Linked DNA regions of Mus musculus: region 1 is linked to region 2. A link is a loop called in an ENCODE intact Hi-C map of the cell type or tissue named here. Cell type or tissue: gastrocnemius. All regions are shown on one strand.

The links. Peaks named below come from ENCODE experiments on the same cell type or tissue, not always from the same donor. Only the 100,000 strongest peaks of a DNase experiment are listed, where the experiment ranks them.
Region 1: it touches region 2 in a loop (2.0-fold over the local background); 13 of 42 quality-filtered maps call a loop at or near these places.

What each region holds. Positions count from the first base shown.
Region 1 is chr15:91,163,214-91,167,213 of GRCm38, reverse strand. All of the region lies in intron 6 of Abcd2 (ATP-binding cassette, sub-family D (ALD), member 2), which reads left to right. Among named protein-coding and RNA genes, the nearest start is that of Abcd2, 27 kb to the left of the region's middle. In gastrocnemius, a CTCF peak has its summit at 1,968 (motif pointing left); a DNase peak (open chromatin) is centred at 2,002; H3K27ac peaks cover 505 bases.
Region 2 is chr15:91,302,957-91,306,956 of GRCm38, reverse strand. All of the region lies in intron 7 of Slc2a13 (solute carrier family 2 (facilitated glucose transporter), member 13), which reads left to right. Among named protein-coding and RNA genes, the nearest start is that of CN725425, 110 kb to the right of the region's middle. In gastrocnemius, a CTCF peak has its summit at 2,322 (motif pointing right); a DNase peak (open chromatin) is centred at 2,326.

The DNA of each region.
Region 1 (4,000 bases), 140 kb after region 2:
CAGAAAGCTAGTATAATTCTTTTTTTTAAATAATTTTTCTAATATGTATAAGTGCTTCGCCTGCATGTATTTCCATGTACCACATGAGGACCTGGTTGTTCATGGAAGTCAGAACAGGATATTAAATCTGGTGGCACTTAAAGACAGTTGTGAACTACTGTGTGATTTATGGGGACCAAATGTGGCTCCTCTACAAGAGTAGCCAGTGCTGGGACTGGAGAGATGACTCAGCAGTTAAGAGCACTGACTGCCAGCTATTGGATGGATCACAGAGCCCCCAATGGAGGAGCTAGAGAAAGTACCCAAGGAGCTAAAGGGGTCTGCAACCCTATAGGTGGAACAACAATATGAACTAACCAGTACCCCCCAGAGCTCGTGTCTCTAGCTGCATATGTATCAGAAGAAGGCCTAGTCAGCCATCATTGGAAAGAGAGGCCCTTTGGTCTTGCAAACTTTATATGCCTCAGTACAGGGGAACACCAGGGCCAAGAAGTGGGAGTGGGTGGGTAGGGGAGTGGGGGGAAGGGTATGGGTGACTTTTGGGATAGCATTGAAAATGTAAATGAAGAAAATACCTAATAAAAATGAAATTAAAAAAAAGAGCACTGAATGCTCTTCCAGAAGTCCTGAGTTCAATTCCCAGCAACCACAAGGTGGCTCACAAACATCTGTAATGGGATCTGATGGCCCTCTTCTGGTGTGTCTGAAGACAGCTACAGTGTACTCATATACATAAAAATAAATAAATCTTAAAAAAAAAAAAAGAAAGAGTAGCCAGTGCTTTTAGCTGCTGAGCTGCAGAGGTTAGCCCTTGCTGTCTAGATAAGACAGACTCTAGGATAGCCTGATGTTCCTCGCTGAGCCACTCAGGCTGTATAGGGTTTATGGAGTCTCTGCCTCTGTTAGTTCCCACTGCTGCTACCACAAGTCACCAGAAGATGGGTAGTTTGAAGCAACTGCGAGTCATGCTCTCATTGTTTGGGACTTAGGCCGAGCTCTTATCAGTTTACTATTGTGTGAAGGGTCAGAGGTAAGGCAGGAATGGGTAGAGCACTTGCTGTGTAAGCAAAAAGAAATCTACCATATTGCCTACAGGATCTGGCCTTCTGAAAGGGTGGCTTTCAGATGTTCCAGATGGGAGTGGAGTAGGAAACTGTTTTAAATCATTTTTAAGTGAGTTGAGGCTATGTAGCCAAAGTTACTTAAGTTAATTTATTCCATTCCTATTCTTCTCCTACTCTTTTCTGTAGTCATCTTATCTATCTGATACTTATAAAAAATAAACATCCAGTTTCTTGCATTTCAGCTAATTGTTTAGTTAATTTTATTTATCAGATAGTAACATTTTAATGTGACTATAAAATCAAAACTTGTATTGAAAAGATGTAACACACTCACACCTTTAATCCCAGAGCTTCAGAGATAAAAGCAGGTGGATCTCTATGAGTTTGAGGTCAGCCTGGTCTACAAAGATGGTGTGGGGCCAGCCAGGGCTACATAGTAAGACTCTGTCTCCAAAAATAGTAAAGAAAAAGAAACAGAAAGAGGGAGGGATAGAGGAAAGAAAGAAAAGAGAGAAAAGAAGGAAGGAAAGAGAGAGAGAAGAAAGAAAGAGAGAGAGAAAGAAAGGAAGGAAGGAAGGAAGGAAGGAAGGAAGGAAGGAAGGAAGGAAGGAAGGAAGAAATTTAGAGAGGATGTTTCCTCTCTGCTCTACTCTATCCATTTCACCTCCTTGGGTGACCTTCTCACTAATTTCTGGCTCACTTTTCCTGTTTCTTTCCATAGGTGTTCCGAAATGTATGTATTTCTATCATCCTTCTTTTTATTTTCATAGAAGGTAACATACTGTCTACCTGTGGTTCTCAGCTGGGGACAGCCTTATCTCCTGGGGATATCTGTCCCCTTGGGGAGACTTGTAGACAATTTGTGATGCTGTTAGAGGAGATGCTACTGACATCTAGTGGATAGATGCCAGGTATACCACTAATCTTCCCCGAGCAGACCGCCCTAGGCGAGGACAGATCATCCGAAGCCCAGCGTGTCAGGCTGCCTTTGAGACATCCTGATCACAGGCTGCCTTTGCATTTTCCTTTTGAGCTGGCTGATGGCCACAGAACTCACTCTGTACTACTTCCTGGGTGCCTGCCTGATCACTGTAGTGCATCATAGTAGCTACAGACAACTGAATGAAGAATTCCCTCTGCCCAGTCCTTTCTCTTGGTTTTGAATTATCTTTTTTTTTCAAAGCTCACTATTGTTATTCAGTGTTTTCTACATATTTTTATTATGTTCACAATATGGTTCACAATAGATTTTTTATTATTCAATACAAAGATGTTTGTATGTTTGTAAAGGTAACATGATATTGTGAAAATCAAGTTTTTGAAAACACTACATACTCTGACTTCCTGCAACCCAGTGTAAGTTGAACTCCATTCTGTTTTTTTTATATTATCTTAGACTCCATTAAGTTTTTGTTAAAGTTGATTATGACTAATATAATTGCTGTTACAACCCATAGCTATTTCCCAAGACAATTTGTAAAATACTGAACTTCATACTTTAGCTGTTTTTATTTTCCAATAACAAGAAGTGAATTCTATTAGCTGTCTTAACACCGGAATTTGCACTGTAATGGGTACGCTTAGGCAAGTTTCCTTTGGGGGCGTACTTAGGAGCATATTCTCTGAGAAAATTCCCAGAAGTTAGTCAAAAAGCGAATGGCATGTCAAATTGCCACATTTCTACCAAGGAGTTCGGACTTTCAGCACTGTATGGGAACATCTGTTTTCCCCCATGGGCCAGTCAGCTGGTAGAATTATCAAGCTGTTGAACTTTTCGCTCTCTGATGAACAAGAACATTGATGTCATTTTAATTTACATTTTCTTATTAATACCTTGCCTTTCAGTTTGTTCACATAGCTGTCAAAACTCCAGGTTTTGTTTACTGCAAATAATTTTAGATGTTCAGAAACAATTGTAATCAAATATGTTTACATGAGTCAGGATCATGTAGATGAACAGAACTGATGGACAAAGATAGATAGATAGATAGATAGATAGATAGATAGATAGATAGATAGATAGATAGATAGATAAGAGATAGCTAAATGATAGATAAATAGATACATAAAGGTTAGATAAGAGATAGGCAGATGATAGATAAATACATAAATAAGAGAGAGATTGATAGATAAGAGATGATAGATGATAGATAAGAAATAAATAAGAGTTAGATAGAAAAATAGATAAGAGATAGCTATAGATATTGATTTAATTAAGAAAATGATTCAATTAAGAAAGATATACATATGTGTGTGTGTGTGTATATATATATGAGGTTTATTAGAGTGGTATACAGGCTGTGGTCCAGCTAGTCCAACAATGGCTGTCTACCAACAGAAAGTCCAATAATCCAGTTGTTGTTCAGTCTATAAGACTGGATGTCTCAGCTAGTCTTCAGTATATGCTGGAATCCCGAAGAAGTAGGCTCTCATAACAGTGAAGGATTGGACTTGCTAGTGAGGAGAGAACAAGGAGGCAAAGACAGCAAGCTCCCTCCTTCTCTGTCCTTTATATAGTCTGTTACCAGAAGGCTTAGCCCAAATTAAAGATGGATCTTCCCACCTCAAAAGATCAAGATTGAAAGTGTGTCTTCCCACTTCAAATGATTTAATCACGAAAGGAAGTTCCTCATTGCTGTACCCAGACCCTTGGGTTTTAGTTAGTTCCAGATTTAGTTAAGTTGACAACCAAGAATAGCCATCACAATGGCAAAACAAAATATTTTATCTATAGAAAATATCAAATGGTTTTTTTTTATAAAAAGCTTTTCTCCATGTATATCTCAGTATTTTTTTTTTTTGCACAAACCAGGTATTATTTTGAAGTCTGTCTAAGAAACATCACATAATTCTACAAATTGAGTGTTTAAAGTCAGTTGTGTTCCAGACATCAGAATGTCACCCTGGGAGAGCTGACATGACCTTCACACGTGTGC
Region 2 (4,000 bases):
CTCATCTAGATCGTTGATATACTCTTTCATTGATGTAAGTCGATGCTGTCCCTGCAGTGAGACATTATATATGTAATTAAAGGGTAATTTAAAAGGCATCAGAAAGTCTTTTCAAGACTTTCAAGTTAACTGCTTTCTCCTTTATGTTTGGCTTGTGATAAGGAAAAAGAAAATTGAGTAAAAGTAGATTGCAATTGAATATTCTGATATGATGATTTAATAACATTTTATCCCTTTAGAACTTTACAGCTAAGTTAGATGTGTAGCTTCAGATAAACTTATTGTCTGTAGTGCTCAGAAAATAGCAGCTGTAGTGTAGAGATGCCAGCCTTGCGTGCGCCTTTAAGGTGTTTGGAGTGGAAAAGCTAAGAGTGGCTGCCGCTGTTTCCACATCCTTTTACAGAGTGCTGTGGAAATCTTCACAGACCATCGGTTATGTGTATTGGTGTGTGCTTGTATCAGAAAAGCATGAGACACATATCCCAGGGCTCTTTAGACTGTGGCATGTTTCCAAGACTTACCAGTACAGCCTCGTACCGCATACTAGCACACAGTGACATGTGGCATGCCTTTACAGCTATGAGGATATTTTCTCTTACCAGTATTATCTGGTAAGATTATAATTCTGACAGTTATCTGGAGAGTTAAGGAACATAGCATTGCTTCTTTTATAGCTTTATGATGTACACACATACATATATGTCAAACTAGATGTTAAAATATGAAGGTGGATGAGTAAAAGCAACTTCACCATATTGTCTTTCTTCTCTCACCTCCACACGGATGCTGTGTCACAAGCATGCTCATAGACACACACAAACACACAAATAATAATTTTAATCTAATTTTATCATTTTATTTATAGCACAAATTTTATCTATTCACAATTAAAGAATGTTGAACAACAACTCGATTGCCCTAAGTGAAAAAAAAAGAGTCCGTCACACATTGCCAAAAAGTGTACATATTCAATGTGGAGAAGTAATATAAAAAACATTTCTTCACATGAGGCCTGTCCTTAAAATAACATTTTAAGTTTAGCAAGCGTATTAGTCAGCGTTCTCAAAAGAAACAAACTGATTGGGACATTACAGTCTGGGTGGCCCAACACTGGCTGCCTTCACTAGAGTCTGAGGACTGGCAGTGCCCAGTCCCCTGGGCTAGAGTCTCAGCAGTGCTCCAGACAGTGCTCAAAGCCTGGAGGATTCCTGGGAACCCATGGTCTTCAGTCCACATTGGAAGGAAAAAAAAAGAATCTGGATTCTTACCTTAGTAAAGAATGTCAATGGCTGTGCTGGTGGCAGCCACAGCTAATGAACTCATAGAAAGATGCAAATATGGATAGATGAATGGTGCTCAACCTTCCTAATGCTGTGACCCTTTAATGCAGTTCCTCATATTGCGCTGACTCCCAGCCACAAAATTATGTTCTCTGCTACTTCATATTGCCATCTTGCTACTGTTATAAATCGCTGAGAACCGCTAGGGTAGATGAACGCACCAGTCTGACAAGAAGGCAAAGACATAAAACACAAAAGCCTTTCCCCTCAGACCTCCTTGGATCCCTGTTGCTGCCAGAAATCCCACCACATTCACAGGCAGTCTTTCCACTTCACTTACTGTAATCAAGAGAATTCCTCCCAGGTGCGCCCAGGCTCTGCCTCCAGCTCAGCTCCATACCCACTCAAGTTGTCAACAAGATCAAGCATCAGAGCCAGCAAAAGTCAGTTCAGAACAATTCTGCGCATCTAGCAAAATACTGCAACAATTTTAACACCGCTAGAATGTAAGACATTCGTCATCTCTTGTCTTGACAAGGCCTAGCGGCATAGCTCTTTGTTCTGTCGCCTGCAGAGGAACGCAAATGCTTACCCAGGTCCTGAGTGCTAGTCTTTGACAAAAATTATACATCTGAGGCTTTACGTAGATTGTACATGTAAGACTGCCCCTGGAAATGTAACAGTAGCAATAATCTTATAAGAAACGCTTGAATATGCATTATCTAGAAATATTTTATTTCTGTAACTGTGTCTTAACGTCAGTAGGCCTCAGTTCAACCAGATCTGTCCCCAAACAACACTGTCCCCAAACAACACTGTAATCCCTTTGAAATAGCTCGTGATTTGGGAACAGATGTCAAAATTCTCTATACATCTCTCAGTGCCATCAGAGAAACCACATAAGTCGTATCTGATGTGTCTAAGTTGCTGTATAGAGAATGGTTGCTAGGCCCTACTGTGTCCAGATTCTCCAAGTTCTTAAAAGGGCTACACCCAAGGAAGCAGTTACAGCATTACAGAGGCACTAGGCTTTTTCCCAGCAGGTGGCAGTGTTGTCAAAGGTTTTATCTCTGTAAGAAGTGACCCTCTTCTGGTTGAAAATGCCCCCACCTATTAAGAAAGCTGTTAATCCTGGGTCCCGTTTACGTGGCTTGCATGAATCCAAGTCCTCTCTTAAAGCATAGAGAGTTGTACATAAGGCAGGACCAAGCATTTGTCTTGTCGTCTACAAAGGCATCTACTTATACAATGCTCCTATAATTGCTGTTTCCAGTTTTAGACCAAGCCTTCCCTCTACGTCTGCAGTGGCCATGTGGTTTTGCAGGAAAAACGCATCCTGTCCCTTTTTAAAGTTTGGAGATCCAGTTTCCACACATTATGAAGGATACAAGTGAGTCCTTAGGAATTGAAGAGGAGTTGCCATACTGGGAAAGAAAAAGTAGTGGAGAGGGCTTCCCATGCCTTGTCTAAATACTTCTAAATGGTGGCTGTATCCTCCTTGCCTCCCAGACAAGGGAGTTTCCATTCTGTCTTGAATGGAAACTCAGGAGAGACCCCAAAAGAAAGAGTTGTGGTCCCGGGCACAACATAACACAAATAAATGATGGCCGTAGGGAAGTCTCTCACTTGGGACTGCTACATCACACAAAACAGGTCGCCCCAAAATAGGTGTGACAGCCTCAATCTGACACAGCAAATGAAGTGACCTCATCTCTTAGCTGCTTTTGATTTTTGCTACCTGTGAGTCTTTGGGGGTGGGGGGTTGAAGGATGAGTAAAACTTATTTTCTGTCATAGACTTTAGGAGAAAGCTCTTAGCAAAACCCATGTATCCCATACAAACGCTTGTAAATTAACAGAACTTTTACAAACCCAGTGAATGCTGTTTCGAATAAACAAAAAGACCTTTAGTGAAGGTTTTTATGCTTATTGTCTCTGTAAAACGTTTGCCTGAGGAGATACTCTTAGTGGTAGTTTACAGCATCTTAATGTTTTATGAACTAACTCGGAGCGCTGAATATATCATTTTAGTAAGTATTAAGAAGTTTAGAGTATCTAAATTTATAACATCAGGCAGTATAGATTTAGCAAGTCAATTCTACGAAGGGAGAGTTGAAATGAAATTGTATTTATGACCCAGCAAAGCAGAGGAAGTGCATCTGGCTGTACTTAAAGCTTTGTGAGAGGTCCTTTAGTCACTTGACTGTTTCCACATTAACATTTGAATCCTAAACAACCAGCAAACTCGGATTTGGCATCTCACTGCCTACATTTCCCTTAGGATGGACAGAGAGAACGCCCTTCACAAGAAGTGAAGATGCCAGAGCACAGCAACCTGTGAGTCTAAGATCTGGGTAAAAATGCCTACACATGGTGGGCATCCTGAGCCTATTAGATCTGGACTCACACAGACTGGGTCAGAGGGGTTGTTTTCTCTGTTAGATATGGAACGATGGAGGTGCGGTGGAAATAGAAGAAGGCAGGCAGGCATCTCCAGAAGCAGAATTATTCTTAAATCAGGCTACCATCCTTCCATGGAAGTGAGACCTTGTGCATACGGTGTGACGGTTTTGGGGTCTTACAGGATGGGTAAGGGGGAATGCTGGGGATGACAGTCCATCCGCAGGTCCCTTCCTCTGTGTCGGGAAGTGGTAGAGCCCTGCAGATTTGCCATATGGATCTTACCAGAAGCTTCCGTAGGCATTGTCAGTCAAGTACACC